Linked DNA regions of Homo sapiens: region 1 is linked to region 2. The links are chromatin loops, found by intact Hi-C in ENCODE. Cell type or tissue: heart left ventricle. All regions are shown on one strand. Each heading gives the region's core, and the rest is flanking DNA. Links, peaks and the distances in the headings are about the cores only. Region 1 has its middle 93 kb from the start of CAPN13. Region 2 overlaps CAPN14 (calpain 14).

What was found. Peaks named below come from ENCODE experiments on the same cell type or tissue, not always from the same donor. Only the 100,000 strongest peaks of a DNase experiment are listed, where the experiment ranks them.
Region 1: it touches region 2 in a loop (12-fold over the local background); 94 of 110 quality-filtered maps call a loop at or near these places.

Annotation. Positions count from the first base shown.
Region 1 is chr2:30,712,030-30,717,402 of GRCh38, forward strand. No RefSeq gene overlaps it. Among named protein-coding and RNA genes, the nearest start is that of CAPN13, 93 kb to the right of the region's middle. RefSeq lists a silencer at 3,042-3,101. In heart left ventricle, for the core only: CTCF peaks have their summits at 2,223 (motif pointing right) and 2,441; a DNase peak (open chromatin) is centred at 2,214.
Region 2 is chr2:31,168,015-31,173,387 of GRCh38, forward strand. It overlaps CAPN14 (calpain 14), which reads right to left. Exons shown (of 22, transcript NM_001145122.2): 22 at 5,042-5,373. Among named protein-coding and RNA genes, the nearest start is that of GALNT14, 32 kb to the left of the region's middle. In heart left ventricle, for the core only: a CTCF peak has its summit at 2,282; a DNase peak (open chromatin) is centred at 2,247.

The sequences.
Region 1 (5,373 bases), core at 243-5,242, 460 kb before region 2:
CACTCTCTCCCTCAAGGTGGGACTCTCATCCATGCTCTAACCTCCTCCTCTGGGTAATCTTCCCAGCCCTAGAGGTAGCAGGGCTACCTCTATAATAGTAAGTGCTTCCTGCACTTATTATTCCTGTATTCCTTAGAGTCCTCTTTTGCCCCTTTTAGAAGTTAACACCTTTTACTACTTCATAATATATATATTTTTTTTCTGAGATGGAGTTTTGCTCTTGTTGCCTAGGCTGGAGTGTGGTAGTGTGATCTTGGCTCACTGCAACCTCCGCCTCCTGGGTTCAAGTGATTCTCCTGCCTCAGCCTCCCAAGTAGCTGGGATTACAGCGACCCGCTACCACACCCGGCTAATCTTTGTATTTTTAGTAGAAACGGGGTTTCACCATATTGGGCAGGCTGGTCTCGAACTCCTGACCTCAGGTGATCCACCTGCTTCAGCCTCCCAAAATGCTGGGATTATGGCATGAGCTACCATGCCCGGCCTATAATTTTTTATATTACATTTTCCTTATTCAAATTGCTGGTGTGATTTTTGTCTCCTGACTGGACTCTGTCTGTTATATAGTAGGTGTTTTAAAATAATAGTTCACCTTCTCTCCACCTCCAGAAAAGCTTTTTTTTTTTTTTTTTTTTGAGTCTTGCTCTGTTGCCCAGGCTGGAGTGCGGTGGTGCGATCTCGGCTCACTGCAACCTCTGCCTCCTGGTTTCAAGCAATTCTCTTGCCTCAGCTTCCCAAGTAGCTGGGATTACAAGCTATGTTGCCACACCTAGATAATTTTCATATTTTAGTAGAGACGGGGTTTCACCATGTTGGTCAGGCTGGTCTCGAACTCCTGACTTCAAGCAATCTGCCAGCCTCAGCCTCCAAAAGTGCTGGGATTACAGGTGTGAACCACCGCACCTGGCCCAGAAAAGCATTTTTACATATGTCATTTAATGACAAGGGAAAATTACCACACACCGCCAGAAACTATGGCAGCTCTGGAGTTTGCAACCCCAACTTGAACAAATGACTTCCTCCTTTGAGGGCTCGCAGAGTGTGACCATTGCATACTTCCTGGTCATGGTCTGGGGAAAACCATGAGGAGTAAGGGTGAGGAAATCAGCAAAGCCTCACCCAGCATTTTAGTGGTGGGCATATTGGAAGGCACCAAGGTCTTCTGTAGAAACCATGCAGTACGGACAGATGACATTTGGAGAAAGACTCATAAACACAGACCAAACACGGGTGATAAGAAACAGGATTCAAGTGGCAGAAAGCCCAGCACCTGTAGTCCCAGCTACTCGGGAGGCTGAGGCAGGAGAATGGCGTGAACCCAGGTGGCGGAGCTTGCAGTGAGCCGAGATCGCGCCACTGCACTCCAGCCTGGGTGACAGAGCGAGACTCCATCTAAAAAAAAAAGAATAATGTGGAACTCAGGAAAGACTCAACAAGCTCAGCCACTATGTCCCCAGCCATGTTAAACCGTGAGCACTTGTGACCTGTGGGGGAGGTTCTAAAGCCTCAACCCATAGCTTCCCTTTCCACCCTTTGTAGTTTGTGGGGTGTACATATAGGCAGTAAAATGTGCTAAGAAGAACCCATCTGCATTGTTCTTTAGAGATATCTGAACCCTACAGACCCCAGCAAGAGGGCAAGATTCTGTTGCACAAAGTGGGCAAAACCAGGTGAACTGCCCCCTGCCACCAATAGAAAGTCAGCTCCCCCAGGCTTCTCTCTGGCTGGTTTTGTTACTTTCTCCTACCTTGGCAGCTGAAATGGAGGCAGCCCTTGGCTGTAACATCCATGGTTGATGGCCTGGCTGTGTGGTCCTGCCTCGCGGCTGCGTGGAACTGAATGTGTGGACAGGGATGTGCATAATCATCCTGGGTGGAACCCCAGGGTCCCAGTGCTGGACCCTGGGGTCCTAGAGCTGCTCCTACCTGGTATGGATATCCTGCTCTCCACCTGGGCCTAGGACTCCCAACTATAAGTCATAAGCCATGGCAGGGTCTCAGAGAACAAGGGAATTAGAAGGAAGGACTTTAGGGGTCAGGCCAAACCCACAATTGGAGAAGCTGACTAAGGTCAGACAGAGAGGCAGTTGCAAGACTAAGATTACAACCGAGGCCCTGCCCTACTCACACTATGGGTTAATGTTGCCAATTTAGCCATAGGGAGGGCCTGACTTCCGGCAAACTCCTGGCTTGCAGTGCTGAGCAGCAGGGCTGAGCAGTAATTAGTGGAGATGACCACTAGGTGTCACTGTCGCACCATTATCTGCGGCTGCACAGTGGCCAGATTTTTTTTTTTTTTTTTTTTTTTTTTTTTTTTTTTTTTTTTTTAACCTCCCCAAAACATGTGAACGCTGGCTTAACCGCCAACCTCAGGTAGGTGAAAGGGGTTTTTAATTTTCATTGTCACAAGCATCATAAAAGAAGCAGCAACTCCCAGGCTAAAGAAGGGGAGGACTGTTTTGACTTACTGCCCCAGAGAGCATGGGTCTCAGCAGAGCTGCTGTTGCTGAATTGGAGGGGCTTTTTTCTGGCTGTTAATTGCTGCCCCTCGCTGATGATTGCGGAGTAGAATCTGTTAGGACGTGGATCTCCAAGTCTGTGACATGGAAGGAACCTTAGAAATCTGCAAGTCCAGCCCCTTCATTTTTGGAGAAGGAAGCCCAGAAGAGAAGGCCATTTCCCTAAGGCACACAGCTTGATGGAGGCAGAACCGGGACTTGAACCTTAGACTCCAGAGTTCTCACCCAGTGCTCTGTTCTCACCCAGTGCTCTGTCCACTCCCCCGTGGTGCGTATCTTTACACCACATGTGCTCATTCATTCACTCCCTTAACATCTATTGAGCACTTACTCCAGGCTCAATACATGGGTAGTGAAGTTGCAATGGCTCTAACAGAGGCGAAATTGATTTTATTTGTCAGGCTGCGAAATGGGAGAACTGGGCTCTAGGAAAGCCCTTTAGGCGTAAGCCATGGCAGAGTCTCAGAGAACAAGGGAGTTAGAAGGAAAGAATTTAGGGGCCAGGCAAAACCCCCAACTGGAGAATCTGACTAATGTCAGACAGAGGCAGTTGCAAGACTGAGAATATAACCTAGGCCCTGCCCTACTCACACTGTGGGTTAATGTTGCCAATTTAGCCATAGGGAGGGCCTGACTTTGTGGTTGAATGGAAATGGAAACTCTTAAAGAGGCAAGATGACGTGGCATGTCAGTGACCAGAGATCACAAGTGGGGCCAGTTTCCTTCCTTTTGGTCCAGAGTACTTGTCAAGCTCATCCAATCTTTATGCAAACAACAGCAAAAGTGAGACTAGGATTCAGACCAAGATGAAGTCAGGTGAAGATGATGGAGCTGTGGCAGCTTGGATGGTGCATGCTCCTGCTGGGCTGCCTGGATGCTCCACCTTCTGTGGCCCACACTGGATACTGATTGAATGGGCAGGAATCTTTGGACCTTGGAGGATTTGAAGCTGCAACAATTCTGACCATCGGGGACAGTGTTTTACCACATTCCACTTGGTCAAAGAGCCTATCCTCCAAGGCAGAAAAAAGAAAATGTTTTTTAAGGGAACAGAGAGGTGTTTAAAATAAGAGTGTTTAAGTATAGAAAAGAGAAAGATAACATTACCCTGGACTTAACATTGTCCTCTCAAAGGCAGTCATTTTATCGTCTTGCCTGTCTCTTCTCTGAGTGGGTATATCACTGACACAGCTGCAAAATTTTCCATGTCGGCCGGGCGTGGTGGCTCACGCCTGTAATCCCAGCACTTTGGGAGGCCGAGGCGGGTGGATCACCTGAGGTCGGGAGTTCCAGACCATCCTGGCCAACATGGTGAAACCCCTGTCTTCACTAAAAATACAAAAATTAACTGGGCGTGGTGGCTGGCGGGCGCCTGTAATCCCAGCTACTCGGGAGGCTGAGGCAGGAGAATCACCTGAACCCTGGAGACAGAGGTTGCAGTGAGCTGAGATCGTGCCACTGTACTCCAGCCTGGGCAATGAGAGCAAAACTGTCTCGGAAAACAAAAACAAAACAAAACCAAAATTGTCCATGTGTCTAACCACCTTTCACATGACCCTTCTCCTATGATCCAGAGTTTCTCTGAGATTTAGAAGTCCTCTGGGGGCATTTGGTGGCCTCAGAAAGGATGGTTTAGAGTCTGGCTAGAGATGGCCCATCTGTGCAGCCCCAAGCCCGTCCACCCTCCCCTCCTCTGTCCTCCACCAGGCGGCAAGGTCGCGCCCATTACCCATTCTGCACCCGTCTTCTCAGATACAGCTATCACCTGCTTTGCTGCAGCCGGGTGCCACTGCTGTACTCATTATTGACCATTCTGCTGAGATATTAAGCACTTTGGCTTGGCTGGAGGATTGTTAATCAACAACCTTGTCAGAGTGATGGATTCTTTTAAGATTATTGCTTAATTAGCTTGTTTAGAGGTAAAAATCAATGAGGACATCAGTTCTCTGGGAACTGGGAGGTGGTAGAAAGGGATCTTGGTGACATCCCAGGGAGCAGAGTGTGGTTGTGGTGGGACGGGTAAGAAGCCTCTGAACACAGTAGGCCTTAAGCTTGCATTCATTAGGGATCTCACAGTCACCCTGGTTGGTGCAGTCTAGAGAATTGCCACCAGTCAGCGAAGTTGCAAAAGCGGTGATTCCTGAAATGTCACCCAAGGACTATGTGCCGTCAGCTGGGGAGCTTTAAAATCACAGATCCCCAGGGCCAGCCCCAGACCTTCTGGATTAGGATCTCAGACAAAATTGTAAACAAGTCACTCAAGGCAATTCCTACATATATAAATGTTGAAACTCACAGCCTCAGAAGTCTGAGATGAACAGAGGTAAACAATTCTGATGGCGTTGGGCAACTAAACATTTCCACTGGGAATGGATTTCACGTGGCTGGGCTGTATCGCCAATACTCCTACCAGCACCTGTGGCCCCAGTCTTCTTCCTTCTGTTTTAGTCTTCCTATTTCTGTCGTATCCTCTGTCTCTCCCATCTAATTTGTCTGTATTGCTCCTGGCCATGCCTCATCTATCTGTTCCTCGTCTGTCTAAAGTTTCCTCCCTTCCTCAGGTCCCCATTTCCATCTTTTTGTCTTTCTATCTCTCCTTCCATTTTCGTCCTCTCTGTGCTGGCTGTTGTCTCTTGGCACCTGGCAGCTTTTACACCACTTTCTATATTCTCTCCTATTTGGCAGGGGCTGGAAGCCTGAGAAATACCCTTGCCAGGACAGATCCAGGTACATTTTAAGTCCCACCCTTGAGATACATGTGGGTGACATTTGGAAGGCAGAAGAGAGGCAGAAGGCATATGATTCTGCCTCCAGCAAGTTGTGCAGTCAGGTGGGTTTCAGCAGATGTGAGGTTT
Region 2 (5,373 bases), core at 62-5,061:
ACCCTGGGTATAAGACACACACACACACACACACACACACACACACACAGGCTCACACACACACACACATACATCCCAGAGAAAGGAGCTGCAGCAATAAGCAGGCCTGAGCAGCAATCTCACAGGGCCTATTCCAGTCAATGCCTGCAGACCTCACTGCATGGTCTTTATTCCACAATGGGAGTCCACAGGAGGCTTCCTTGCAGCTCAGTCCCTCCAGAAGCTTATCTGCTTAGGCAGAAGGGCAGCAGTTTGAGCAGAAGAGCATCTGCACCCTGAGAACACCATAGTCCTCTCAGCATTAAACCCCATGCTAAGGGCACTCTAACAATCTCTGAGTCCTCCCTTGTCAAGGAAGCCAAGGACCAGGGAAAGAATGTTCTGTATGAGTCAACCAGCAAAGCTGCAACCAAGGAACCCAAAGCCACTTGAAAGAGGAGTAAGCGTTTGTGCACCAGGCAGCCTTCCGCAGGGCCTGACGTGGGCCCACTTCTCCAACGGTGTGTGATACTAAGGGTGAAGGAGTGGAGGGGGCTGGCCTGGGGTCCCGCAGCCTGGGCCACCAGGGCTGCTTGTGTGTGTGCTGCTGCTGCTGCTGGCTGCACAGCTTCTGCAGAGCTGCCTCTTGCTGTTGCTGCCAATGACCCAAGGGGTCTCGATAGCTGGATGACAGGAACATCACACTTGGTGAGGCTCCCCCTCAGGTGAGACTTCATGTGAGGCTAGTGGAAGTCAAACTAAAAACAAGGATCACTTTAATTATTTCATCTGGCCAAGAGATCCCTTCTGGGAAATGATTCCTTTGTCCAAAAGTCCTCAAATAGATGTTTCCAAGCAGAGCTGAAGCTCGGATTTCAGGCACCAGAGGATGGTAGCGCCCGGTTTTCTCTGGTTCAGAAACCACTTGGCTTCTCCCCTATTGAAGAAAGGTCCTCCCAGACCATTGGAGAGTGGAGGTGGGACTCTCCTGTGCAGTTAACATGGCTGTGAAGGGTAACAGTGAACCACACATTGAAGCCCGGCATGATGCCAATCAGCTTATGTGTGTGGTGGCACGAGATCCTCACAGGGGCCTCTGGACCACAGAGTCAAACAGTGGCGACTCGCCAAAGGTAACTGACACAGCTGGACTTAGGCGGGCACCTTTGTAAAGGCCAGCCTGTGCTCTTGGCAAATTTGCTATCTCCAGGCAGATGCAGATTTAGAAGTTATACAGTCCAACCCCCTCTAATAGCACACAATTGCTTTTTAAAATAGATGAATTCAGAAGTTAGGGAACTTGTTGAAGCCTCCATGGATGGCTTTTAAGAACCAAAAATACCCAGACCCCTCGTCAAGGTGAGGCCTGCCCTTTCCAACACCCCACCCTACCTGTCTTGAGCTATGCGGCTTCTGGCATAATTTTCTTCTGCAAGTGGGAGAAACCATGCAAGCCCAGGCTTAAAATGGAAGATAAAGACAGGAGCCAGCATGGGGCTTAAATACCAGGCCTCTCCCGAGCCTGGGTCTGGCCCAGGACCACCCACCTCCCACCACTCACTCTGTGATTTGCGACCTGAAAGCAAAAGGTTCAGGAACTTGACCCAATGGTTGATCCTCCCAGGAGAAGGAATTCTGAATGGGTAAAAGAAAGTGATGCCCTAGTATCTTGAATTTCGGGATATGAAGAACGTGTTCAGAGGGCATCTGTGATGGTTTGAACTGCCTCTTCAGTCAGGACCTGCCATTTGGCATCAGAATGACTCTAAACTTTAGGCCACCAGAGAGGGACCCTTTAGTGAGAAGTCACATGTCTCTTTAGGCAAACCTTATATATTGATATTTTCAGTTAGCAACTTGAGTAGAGACTGACTTTTTAAATGACAGGATTCACCTGAATTACTTTAAAGTCATTCATTCATTAAATTGGTAAATATTAAACATGAGCTATGTGCTAAACCAGGTGCTGTGATGCCAGGATGTATGGGCTGGGTGCCGCTATATCCCTCAAGGAGATGCACTTCAGCTGAGCACTTAAGTAAATGAAAGAAATTTCAGAAACAAATGCAATATATAAAATAGAGTACAGTACATAAATTAAACACTAGTCAGAAAAAAGAGACAAGGAGAGACAAGTGAATCCATGTGAGGCTGAAGCTGGCCTTTTGGGCTGAGTCTGGCTGGCAAGGTATTCCATTAGCCAGGGTTTCCCAGAAGAGCTTGTGCTGAAACTGTCATCTGTGGTCCTGTAGCTGGAAGATGTCCTGGTGTGGGGATCGTGCACCACCTAGCGTTGACATAAGCCACTGCACATACCACAAAAGTGGGAAGGAAGGTGCCCTCCCCACAAAGAAGTCTGTGGAGTTCACCGTTTTTAAGTGCACTGCCAAATGCCATAAATGCTCACATATGTTACTTCATCTAGCCTGCATTAGAGCCCTATGAGGTCGATATTGTCATCACCATGTGACTGATGAAGCTGTAGAGATTCAAAAAGGTTAAGCTATTTGATCAAGGTCCCCTGAACTAAGGGCCAATGTAGGGAATTGAACCTCCCTCCCCCTGTACTCTGTTAACTTCCTAGCCTTTCTGGTGTAGAGGAAAGGATTGGGCATCTCATGACCAGGCTTAGACTTCTTGGATGATGGCTCAGCCTCTCAAGAAAGGACCCAGACTCCATGGCAGATCCTGCAGGGATCAGCCCTTGCCTGCCCCAGCAGCCTTGGTTTTCTTGCAACAGAGATAAGTTCTGGCTTCTCTGAATCTCTTGCTGTGTTCCAAGCACTCCATTTCATCCCTTGCTTTAGTGTCTTCTTTTTTTTTTTTTTTTCCATGTAGAGTGCCCTCTGTCTGGGACACCACTGTCCCTTTATTTTCCTACCTAGTGCCTCTTTCCCTTAAGATGGTTAAAGGGAAACCTGCCAGGAAGCCTCCCCTGGCCCTCTCAGGTTGTGCTAGATGCCTCTCCCGTGTTTCCACAGTACTGTGTGCATTCCCAGGTCACACTGCACCACAGACCACCTGTCAGTCATCTCTCACCCCCTCCAGGAGACTGTGAGCTCTGTGTCCCCAGTGCCTAGCAGATGCCTGACCCATTGCAGGAGCTTGATAAATGTCTTCAGGCGAATGAATGTTTGAATGGCTGGATAGATGGGCAGAAGGATGAGGTGAAAGCTTGCTGCCCAACTGGCCTCAGCATTCCAGGGTCTCATCAAGTGCCCTATGCTGGCCAGTCAAGTTCACCAGCAGAGCCAGCCAGGATAGAACCCCAGGGGGACAGGATTCACTTAAATTACTTACAAGTCTAGTGGAGAAAGGTTGCGCTCTAGACTGCATTCTTACCCTGCCTTCTCACTGTTAGTGTCAGTTCACTTCTAGGTCACAACCTAATTCCCAGCAGAGTTTCTGGAACAACTGCAGGTCAGTACTCAGTCTCTCGGGGTTGCTTGGTCTATGGTCCCGAAAACCCCTAGCTGGCAACCTGGAGCTCTGTTGAATAAACGGGCTGCTTCTGAGGTGAGAGGGAAGCAGAGGACAGAGCTTTAATAACGAGATGGCCACTTTCTCAGAGATCCCTGCCCCTGAGTCCCTGCATTGGAGACTGGAGTGGCCCTCCTGGTGCCCCACTTCAAGGAAGTAGTTTGATACATTCAGAAAGAGGATGTGGAAGAAGATGAGGAAAAGAGAAATAGAGCATAAAACCATGGGTGTTTCACTATGTCCTCTAAAAACCAAAATAAAAATAAGTAATAGTAGCTGTAGAAATTACTTGTTCTACCTCAGGGGAAAAATTGGAGCTTCATTCATTGGGTGCCTACAGCCTGCTGGCATTATCTAATCTTCACAATGACCCAGGAATGGAGGCATTTGGGCTCCATTTTACAAATGAATAAACTGAGGTCCAATGTCACACAGCTAGAGTGCATCTTCTCACCTCTCTTCTCTTTCATTTCTGTTGGATTTGGTAGCCTCTCTGTCCTCAGGACACTGGAGAAAAGATGGTAACCCAGGACCTGAGACCAGTGACCCCAAAGGACCATCTTTGCAGAGATCCTGAGAGCTTGATACACAGCCTGCTTCTCCATGATGCCCGCTTTTACCTACTCATCACCCACAACACTCATTTCCTCCTTTCCTTCATTATAAATCTAAATACATATACTTCATTGGGGAAACATCAGGTTCAAAATCCTGGAAGCCAAAATCATTTCTCTAACTCAATACAGCAATGGCAGGAAAACAGTGCTATTTACAGTCAGCCAGGAAGTGCCTTGCTCCAGGCCACATCTGCAATCTAGAAGGTTCTCTTTGGATAACTGAAGTTTTATACAAAACATGAAAGAAGAAACAAGACCAGGGATAAATAAATGGTAGGTATTTTCATCTCCTCTTGTTCAGGTAGAGTCCTGTTTTCCTGAGATTGTGACAGCCTGGAACAGGCCTCACTTTGATATGCTTTCCCTGCGTGGGCTGGACTTGACAACCCAACCTCTGGATTCCTTGACCTCACCCTCCTTGGCACTGGCAGGTGATTTCTCACTCCTCCTTGGCTGCACTTTCCACTTTTTCTTATTCATGGCAGACTTTCTGCTTTCGATATTCCAGAACTGCTGATGGTCAACTCTCAGCCCTTCAGCTGACTTCACCCTGGTGCTTGCCCAGTTTCTCCTGCCCCAGATCTCTATTTTCCCGCCCCTGCTTCCCCTGGAGTGACAGAAGATGGGGAAGCGTGGTGGGAGTGGGGAGATTGCTCTGCCCCCTGGTCTTCAGTACTCAGCTTTGGGGGTATAGGAGAGAATCTGGAGGAAGGGTGTCAGCAAAGACAGGTCATCTTTGAGTTGCCACAGTGCAGATACCTAGACTCAGGAGAGTGAGGCTAGCACCTGAGTGATGTAGGACCACTCAAACCACCCACTGAGAAGTCACCAGAGGGGCTCTCAGGCTTAATCAATGTGGAGATAGATCTATCTGCACCAACACAGCCAGCACACTATAGTCTAAATGTCATGAGTAGGATCATGGTGTCACCCTCCCATCACCCAAAAATATCTCCAAAACTGCCTTCAGGGGCCAAGGCAAAATTGGTTTATTAAAACAGCTATTTGCAATGGCAGATTTTAAAGACAAAGACACAAATAAGTCAATGGATATAAAAAACTGTAAAAGGCTGTAAATACATGATCATCATTTATAAAATCAACAACATCTCATGTATCTGGCACTTTATGGAAACCCATTTTACATTTTATCATTTGGAATAAATGAAGGGTTTTTTTTCCTAAATAAAATACTTTCCTACCCCATAAGCTACGCTTTCAAAGTGCTCCTTTCTTCTGGTACAGTACCCATCTGACAGGTGCTCAAATCTCCTTTAGTCCTCTGCCAATGGACACA